2 separate regions of the Homo sapiens genome follow, and region 2 is linked to region 1. Evidence: read pairs that join two places in POLR2A ChIA-PET (ENCODE). Cell type or tissue: GM12878. All regions are shown on one strand.

Region 1 (5,000 bases):
TTATAGGCCCCTGCTAAGTGGCGGGCAGTCTCCAGGACATTAAGGACACAGTGGTGAAAGACACTAGCCCAATCTATAGAGAACTTCGAGACGGAAATAGACAAACAGCTCCAACAAGGCAAAGGGTAAGTCCAGGCTCCCCATGCAGTGACGGCTTTCAGAAGGTTCTCTCACTTGGCCTCAGGCTCCCGGAAGGCCAGTTCTCTTCCACACAAAGAATGGAGGAGTCTGAATCATTGAGTGGGCAGCCAGTAAACTGATGCTCAGAGTCACGTGTCTTTTTAGGCTGTGACAGTCTCTCCATTGTGAAGACAACTGCACTATTTGGGATGAGCCAAGTTACAGTACAATTCAGCAGTTCCTGAGTTTAAACACATTCCTGTGAAAAGAAATAAAACAGCTGATAGATCTTTACTCGTGTGTACCTTTTTAAAAAGCAAGAATATAGGTATTGTGAGAGGAAAAAAATAGCTTTCTTTTTACACCTTATAGAGCTGAAATATATCTCAGCTTCAATTTCCCTGAGGGTGTTTCACAAACAATGGGTTTCACAGGCCCAGGAAGTATACTACAGAGCTGAAGCTCTGTGGTCAAAATGCCAACAAGGAGCCCATTCTTTCTTTCTTTTTTTTTTTTTTTTTTTTTTTTAAGAATCACACTTATTCAGAAGGGTAATTTTTGAGAGCACACTCCCTGCCAGAGAAGGCTTTAAAAAGCCAAAGCCACAGTCTTTCACAGTCTCAGTGCTGCAAGATGATCCTATAAATACAAGATAAAATTAGAAGTGGTCTAGGTGTTGCTTTATGCCTGTGGGTCTAGCGTGCACGGTCTGCATCTCATAAACTGGTGGAATGCTGTCTGCGCTAAATAGGGGGTTGAAAACAGTACAGTTTTATAAGTCTTTCCAGGGGATCGCTATCCTCCCAACAAACCTAGCATGCATGTTTTCTGTGATGTTGGTCCTCAACATATATTTTGAAGTTTTTAAAATGACAGTATATCTAAATAGTAATATGTATTCGATCTAGTTCAGTATACTGAGAGGACAAATCAACGCTTTGCAGTAGAAGATGTTAGGTTAGCTCCCTGAGGAAAATTTTATGACTCTGTTCAACACATCCCTTGACATCTCTGTGAAGAAGGAAACTTCATCAAACCCTGTGATGTAATTATGGAAGACACAATGATTTTGTCATGTGTGAAAACTCTTTTTTTCTTCTTCTTTTTAAACAGTGCAAGAAAAGTGATGTAGGCACACATCTTACCAGACTTAATGTCTTAGATTCTGAAAAGCATCAAAACAAATCAGGAGAAAAACTCAATAGATTAGAACACTTAGTCCTTGCCCTACCCTGTTTTATTCCCGCTTATCCCTAATCTTGGTGAATGGTTCTATGAGTACTGGATTCCTTCCTCTCAGTCCTCACCCCAACTCCTTGATTCTACCTCCTTCATATCTCTAAATATTATATCCTTATTATTTTTCCTCGTCTGAACTGCCATCACCTGATCCAAACGAACTTCCTATCTTGCCTGGATTCTTGCACTTGCCAACTAGCTAGGCCGCCTGCTTCCAGTTTGCTCATATCCCACCCCTTTCCACCAGACCATTCATCCTCCAGAACCCTAAATGCACATTTCATCATCATGTTCCCCCCTTTTTTAACACTGAGCACACCTCTCACCTGCTAATTTCTAGGACAAGGCTCCCACCACAAGGTCCTGCATGGCCTGGCCATGGCTCCCTGCTTTCCTTGTTCACCCCATCTCCTCATTCCAAGCAGCATACAATACCACAGCAAACTCTGCAGCCCCCAAACATATGAGGCTGTCTACTTATCTTTAGTTTCTATTTCTGCTTCTACTTGAAGAAAAATTCTCCCTCTCTACCTCCTCATTCATCAGCTGGCTAACTCATATTAATGCCTCAAAATTCAGCTGCCAATAATTAAAATAATAATAATAATAACTTATGGTGACTGAGCACTTTCCATGTGCAGGTAAAGTAGTAACTTTATGGTCATCTTATTCTTCCTTTAAGAGAAAACATTCACAATTAAGCAACAGATAAGAGATGAGAGAAGTACCAGGGGACAGCAGTAATATGGAAAGAAAAGGATGAAGATGCAAGAAAAAAGGTTGTGGCCCATAGTATTAAATTCTTCAACGATAAAGACAAAGATTTGCAATATGCAATTGGGTTTTGCAAAAAGAAGGGCATTGGCCAACTTGGAGAGAGTATTTCTTGAGTGTTTTGGAGAATGAGGCCGTGTTTCAATGAGCTTAAAATTAATGAGAGCTGAGAATATGAAAATAATGGATAGAGCATTTCAAGTGATTATTCAAGTGAAAGGAAGAAAGAAACTTTAAGATCAAATACCGGTGCTTGTGATAGGGGACAGAGTGGTAGTATTGTGGGAAAGATATGTTATGATGATTTTATGTAGAGAAGAAAGAGTGAGGAGAAAGAGACAGTTTTGTCACATAAAGTAGTAAAATTGGGTAGCACAATCTAAGCAATTAGAATTACATCATACAAGGAGAGGCATGATATGCTTATGAAGCCATATTGCTCGGTGTCTAATTCTGGCTCTGTCTTATAAGGTATATGTTCTTGGGATAATTATCTAACCCTTCTCTGCCCCAATTTCCTCATAACGTAACAGCCTGATGAGTTATTCTGGCTCGGTACACAAATAAAGACCGTGGCATTTTAGGAAAGAAAGAGTTTAATTGACACGAGGTCAGCCACACCATGTAGGAGATAGAGTTATTACTCAAATCAGTCTCACCAAAGGCTCATAGGTTAGGGGTTTTCCAAAGGTATTTTGAGGGAAACAGTGGGAGTGGCTATGCAATGGGTGCTTGCTGCTGATTGGTTGGGTCAGAGATGAAATCATAGGGAATTGAAGCTGTCCTCTTGAGCTGAGTTGGTTCTGGGTGGGGCCACAGGAGCCACCAGTTAGCAGCTCTAGGTGGAGCCATGCTGTTAGATACACACAAAACCTGAAAGGATATCACAAAATGCCTATCTACAATAGAAAAGTGATGTTATTTGCAGGAGTAACTGGGGAAGTTACACCTTATCAGAATTCAGACTCCTCTCCTCCTGTAGGCTGGTGGTCTCTCATTAGCTTCATAAAGGCAATTGAGTTTTGGGGAAGGACGGTTTTCATTTAAACTATAAACTAAATCTCTTCCAAAGTTAACCAGCCTAAACCCAGGCAGCTTGAAAGCTAAAGAAAAGGTTGGGGGTGGAGGGGGGCGGCGGGCTAGATCAGATCTCCCTCACTGCCATAATTTTCTCACTGATATAATTTTTTCGAAGATGGTTTCAATAATACTGTCTACCTCATAGGGTTGTTATACAGAATAAATAAGTTAATATATGTAAAGCACTTAGAATACCAATATGTTTAGCTGTCATTATTATTACTGCCAAGACAACTGTGCAATGCTGTGTTTGTTTTCGGTTTTAACTTCTAGACTAAGAACTCTTCGAAAACAAGGGCTGTGTCTTTATCATATCCCCAGTATGGAGCACAGTGCCTGATCCATAATAGGTGTTCAAAAAACAGATAATAAATTGGTGGTTAAATGTATGCAGGCAGGAGGGTTGGCCAGGACTACCTTTCTTGATATTCTTCCTATTACTTACTGTTTTTATAATATACAAAAAAATTAACCACAAAGAATAAAGCCTTATTTATTAAAAAAAAACCCACATGTAGTATATTCACAGAATATCAAACATCTAAGAACAAAACATGTGCTTTGTAGCTTACTTGAGTTTTCCTAGGTACGTCTCTGAAAAGCAGTGGTTAGCCTTCCACCTAAAGCCTGCAGTGAGGCATTGTCATTGCCCTAGAAAGCTCTGGCTGCTGCAGTTTATATTCAGCTATTAGAATGAAAATGCTGAACAGCTCCTTAGTGACATTACATGTATCTGAACACCAGTAGCCTTAAATTGGCATTTCCTTGTGTCAGCCATTTATTAAGCTGTCCAGTTCTATTACCCAGGCTCCTCTCTGAGCTACCTTTTACCCCCATCACTCACAGGCTCTGCCATGAGCATCACTCATATCACCCTGACTCAGGGCTGTGCTCCTTTCACTCTAGAAAGTGGCCTTGCTTTATTTTTAAATTGTATTTTAAAAATATATTAGACAGGTTTTTATTCTCTATAAATGAAAATACACGTTCAAATGATTAAACAAGTTGTTCTCTTTAAAGCCAAAATGTTATCTGATATAAGAAGTCATATAAAAATCATAATGCGTATGTTTACAGCTTCTTGGTTACTCTTTAAACACAAACCATCTTAAAGACAAGAATGGTTTTCTAACTCCTATTTTTCCTTGAGAGGAAGCACCTACTATCCTTCCAATAAAGACTGCAGGAAATAAGCATGAATCAATTGGATAAATGTTGAATGAGAGAAATAGCTGCCAACTAGTATCATATCAACAGGAAAAACACAAACGTCCCAGAAGGGCAAGAAGAATAGCTTGGACCTGAAAGCTTAGAGATCTGACTTCACGTAGATCAAATTGGATATTGCAGACCAGAAATACAAGAACCAAAGAAGTTGATTTCCCCAGTGTCGGGCATTTCGTAAGTGACTGAGAGGGGGAGTGGCACCCCTGGCTTGCAGAACAATGATTTTTTTTTCCACGTACAACAACGCAAGGAAGCAATGCAATAGCGTTGACTGCTAATATAGAGTAACACAAGGATAACCGAGGAAGAAGGATCTCACAATAAAGGAGCACATTCCTTCCAACTTGAAATGGAGTCGCTTTTGCTGTTTACTCTGGAGTCCCTTCCTGTGCTGCCTGCAGGCGTGTTCAGGTGTCAGTTGTCAAGCAGCCTGTGGTCAAGATTACTTATTGTTTGAGTGTCAATCACATGCTTTTATTCCTGAGACCTCACACAGATTGTGTTTGACACCATATTAATCGTCATCTTTCTTCATTCAGCTGTTGGAATTCCCAAATAAA
Region 2 (5,000 bases), 65 kb before region 1:
TTTAGTAGAGACAGGGTTTCACCATGTTGGCCACGCTGGTTTTTAAACTCCTGACCTCAGGTGATCTGCCCGCCTCAGCCTTCCAAAGTGCTGGGATTACCGGCGTGAACCACCATGCCTGGCTGGTTGGGGACCATTTTTAAAAATAGCAAAATCACCAACAAATAGCAGAAAAATATGGAAAATGTGGCACTAAAAAAACTGTGAATAGGATACTTCTTTACAGCATGAGAGCTGAAACAAAGCACAGAGTGTCAGGTGATGAGAATTTTTTGATGCCCCTCTGCACGTGTCTGAGAATGATTACAAAAGTACCAAGTGTATTAATTTGGGGGCTAACATAAATTTTCATGAGTAGAGCAGTTTGTAAATATGGAATCCAGGAATAATGAGAATCAGCCACATATTAGTCTTTTGCATAGTAGATGAATAGGAATTTCAGTCTTTGGAAACTTGTGTACAAATACCCATTATATACCCACATTATATACCTGGGATGGGTATATATGTAACCATATCATGTCCTCAAGGAACAAAATTACACATAGTAATGTGGACTGTGATACTCTTGGCTTGTAAGGTGAACATTGATATATTTGTCAGCACCCATCTCCACCTCCATGTAATCTGGCCGTTGCTTGTCTGAATATTGAGTAGAGTATGAAATAATCCACACTTGATCTCAATTCAGTGTAGTTTGTGTGACAATTACTAAGATATCATAGCTTCATTTATTCTTTTGTGCTTGTACATGGCTATCCTAAAAATGGCCCAAAAGATCACTATAAGCTGTGTGTGTCCAGTGGAAACCCATGTGTGTCGTGGTGCTGTGCCTGTTTCCCTCTACGTCCTGGGTCTTTGTCATGCCACTCCTCTTTTTTTTTCTCTTTTTTTTTTACATGATGTCTTGCTCTGTTGCCCAGTCTAGAGTGCAGTGGTGTGATCTTGGCTCACTGCAACCTCCACCTCCCAGGTTCAAGCAATTCTCCTGTCTCAGCCTCCTGAGTAGCTGGGATTACACCTGCCACCAAGCCCAGCTAACTTTTGTATTTTTAGTAGAGACGGGGTTTCACCATGCTGTTCAGGCTGTCAAACTCCCGACCTCAGGTGATCTGCCTTCCTAGGCCTCCCAAAGTGCTGGGATTACAGGCATAAGCCACCACACCCGGTCCCATTCCTCTTTCTCTACATTTCTCTACCAAGTCTCCATATTTGTTTGTGCTGCCTCATTTTCAGAATGTGTTAGGCAATGGAAATGGTGAGGAGGGAGTGTTCAGAAGGAAGGGAGAAAATGATAGAACAATTATCATAAGCAGCAATTCTTGAATACCTTACTATTGGACTAATCATTATTGAAATTATCAAATAGTCTAAAGCTTGTCATCCCTCGGTGCCTGAGTCACCTCTGGATGATCCAGGGTGGGCTGCAGATGTATCTTGACCTTGCCTTCTTTGTCTCTAATATCCAATCTCCTAAATAGGAGGAGAAGGAATTAAATATTTAGTAAATGTCCTAGTGCCTACCACATTGAATTCTTTGAAGTTCCTTTTTATTTTTTAAACCGGATTTCTTATCTCTCTTCTTATACCTAATCTTCCAGGAACGCCTTCCCCTCCATCTCTCTGAATGTCTAAATACCACCCTGTACTTAAGCCCCCATTTAAACACTATCTCTTCCATGAGTTTGTCTTTGATCCCCTCAGGCTACAGTAATCCCTCACTCTTGTGAACTCCCACAGCTCATTATCAGTGCCTCTCACAGCATTTGCCAGGCTCTAGTTTGTGCACATTATCTAGGTGCCTGTGCCATCTCCCGCAGTTGAATGCCAGCCCCTGGGGGCAGGGTAAGAGCCAAGTCGGCTTCAGCTCTGCACCAGGTGGTTTTCAGCAAAGAGTGAAGTCAGTCTGACTTTAGGGGCCAGAGGACAGGATTCCACAAGCTCGAGGAGATTCTCCTATGGAAGATTCTGAGGCAATGCAAAGTTCAAGAGAAGGTAATCCTATCACGGAAATGGCAATGAAATGAATCCCTTATTTTAACTTTAATTTTAGATCTTCACCATAATCACTAGCATTGATTTGGATGGTAGCTGCATGGTTGCTAATCACCGTCCTTGCTGTCTAAGAGAACAAGACTTCTTAAAAATCTGCTTAAAAATCAAATTATCTGCCCAGTGCAGTGGCTTACACCTATAGTCCCAACTACTCAGGGGCCTGAGGTGGGAGGATCACTTGAGCCCAGGAGTTTGAGACTGCAGAGAGCTGTGATAGCATCACTGCCCTCCAGCCTGGTCAGCAGAGTGACACCATGTCTCTAAAACAATAACGAAAATCAAATGATCTAATTTCCCCAATAAGGTAGGTAATAATATTATTATCTTAATCTTTTCTCATATAAATATCTATATCTATTGCTGATTTAAAGGACTACATCCAGCTTTTAAAAATTTCTGTAGAGTTGATTTTCAATTCAGCTTTGAAGCTGAACTTTATTCTGGGCAAATGAGATTTTACCAAGCTAGAAATTACCAACAATATTTTCTATTTGTAACTATTCTCCAAGAAGAAATTTGTTGTCAAAGCTGAATGGACACGTCCCCTTTATCAAATACAAGTCAAAATTGTGGCACTAGTTTCATATTATTGAAGATTAAATGCTTTGTCTTTAGAGAGATCGGGCAGCCCTGAGCTTTTAGGGAGGGCTAATTGGAGTTTGGTATTCTTTGTTATTCTAAAAAAAAAAAAAAACGACTGAGTTTGAATTGAAGAAAATGAAGAAGTCTAAAGACCAGCTGGATAAGTTCAAAAGAGGTCTTTTCATCAAAACCTTAATGGCTTTGGTGTCAGGATTTGAAGACAGAGCATTTGGGAGTGTGGTTATCAGCTGTCAGGCACCTGTTGTGTGGATTTATGACTTGAGTCATGGACTTTAATTTTTTTCCAATGAGGTGCTGAGACTAGCTCCTCATGCACCATAGATGACAGAATCTATTTTAGAAAGGCAACAAATTTTGTTTAAGTAAAAATTTGTCAGTTTTTAACGTTATTTAACTTCATCTATAATTTCACGTTCAGTAAGCTGTAGCTTTTGTTAAAGTGCCAATGTTTATTATTTCCATGAATTGAGGTTTTAGAGGAGTTTACGTGATAGGTAACAAATTAGTAAATAAGGTATCTTTCTATTCTTTCAATAAAATACAGAGTTCAATTATACAAGGTCACAGTTTTAGTAAAGAGAGTTACAATAAGTTACAGCTTGGTTCCTCAAATCTCTATATCACTCTTGCGTAAGAAGTGAGTACCTAAGATTTTACAAATTCTGAAACCAAATCTGATTCACATGTGTAATGTACAGAAGAGTTATGTAGTATTTAATTCCATTCAGATTTAAGCTTTATAGACTGCATATTTTCTAGTTAAGTATCTGTTTCATTTATATTCTCTGGTTTAAAATCCCAGTGTTAGTGGGAATTCTAAATTTTCTATGATAGTTACTTTGGGCCATCTCCCTGTCTTACAAAGCAAAGCTTCTTTATATTTTTTCTGAATTTTATTTTGAAGTAAAATCTCAAGGTGGTGGTTGTACATATGAAATACTAGCAAACTGTTCAGCTATGTGTCATTCGAAACCTCTGATTAACCAGTAACCTGGCAACTTCGTCCTTTCAGAACATAGGCACAAACCTGAAAATAATTTTTACAGATATATAAGTAGAGATGAAATTAGGTATCTCTAAAACCATCCACAAAGGAAGTGGAAGGGTTAAATAGCCCTTTAGTCATCAATAATCCCTGGGAGTGTCATTTAGAGAAACACAAATTCCAATAATTCACATTTATGTATCACTTAAAATCTTTCAAGAAGTATGCAAACATTTTAGAAAGAGTGTCATTAAACCAATTACTGTTTTTTAATAAAAAGATTCAGTAATGAAAGAGATATGTTATGTTTACATAGAAAATTTATGTTGCTCAATAAATGAAGGACCACTAAACTTTCAGCCAAGACATTAGAGTTTCTAATTGATGCAATAGATGTTTTTCTAACAATAAGTTAAATGAGCTCCCAGAACTCCTGGATCATGTGTTGCAGTGGGAGAACACAGAAAATGACAAAAAAAAAATAGTAAATATATATAGGATATAAGATTTTGGAAAGTACCGTAGAGAAAAACTAACCAGAATAAAGGGGTAGAGAGGGCTGGAGTTTGCACTGGGCTTGCTGTTTTATAAAAACTGAAAAGAGAAGCCCTCAGTGACTCAATATTCTTAAAATGTGCCATATTTAGAAGAGAATGATATTTTCTGGAATATCTCAGGAAAGGGTTAGAATCAAATCTTAAAATTAGCTAAGAATTGTTAAAATTTAGAGGAATAGGGATTCCCAGGAAGAGGAGAAAAACTAAGGATGTCCTGGGCAGAAGATACAGCACATACAAAAACAGCCACCTTTGTTCAGAAAAGAGTGAGAGGTTGGATGTGAGAGGATGGATATTTCTCTTTAAGGGGAAGTGATAGGATGTGAAGTCATAGGTGTTAGAATGGACAAGAAAAAGCTTGGTAGAGCATGACAAGAAGTTTGGAATGAAACCTAGGCTTGCTGGGACCACAGTTTAAAGTGGACAGGAGTGTGGCATAAAGGTGTTTTCATCTGATAATTTGTTTTGAAATCAGAGCTGTTTTATGTACTAATTTAATCAATTGCATGTTATTCTATCTTTTCTATTACTTTCTAGATGATGTTCCAATTAATGGAACGTAAACACAATAATTTTTTAAAATATTTTTTAAAAACAATGAGAACAAGTATTGGCAATAATGAAAGAATGGATACTGTCAATTATTGATGTAAATTAGTACAATTTAGTACAATTAGTAAATTAATACAATTAAATATGAGAGGATACCCACTAAAGTGCACAACTATACAGAGTAATCAATAAGAGAACAGCTGCAGAACCACAAAGACATGAAAGGGCTGGAGCAGCTGCAGCTGCTT

The links. Peaks named below come from ENCODE experiments on the same cell type or tissue, not always from the same donor. Only the 100,000 strongest peaks of a DNase experiment are listed, where the experiment ranks them.
Region 2: POLR2A ChIA-PET joins it to region 1 with 5 read pairs; 2 of 35 experiments call an interaction of 5 or more read pairs at or near these places.

What each region holds. Positions count from the first base shown.
Region 1 is chr13:38,821,724-38,826,723 of GRCh38, forward strand. The region is part of intron 6 of FREM2 (FRAS1 related extracellular matrix 2); the gene reads left to right. It overlaps FREM2-AS1 (FREM2 antisense RNA 1), which reads right to left. Exons shown (of 2, transcript NR_146963.1): 2 at 1-379. Among named protein-coding and RNA genes, the nearest start is that of FREM2-AS1, 3.4 kb to the right of the region's middle. RefSeq lists an enhancer at 2,796-2,985. In GM12878, no CTCF peak of the experiment used is centred here; DNase peaks (open chromatin) are centred at 623 and 2,828; H3K27ac peaks cover 224 bases.
Region 2 is chr13:38,756,717-38,761,716 of GRCh38, forward strand. The region is part of intron 2 of FREM2 (FRAS1 related extracellular matrix 2); the gene reads left to right. Among named protein-coding and RNA genes, the nearest start is that of FREM2-AS1, 68 kb to the right of the region's middle. In GM12878, no CTCF peak of the experiment used is centred here; no DNase peak of the experiment used is centred here.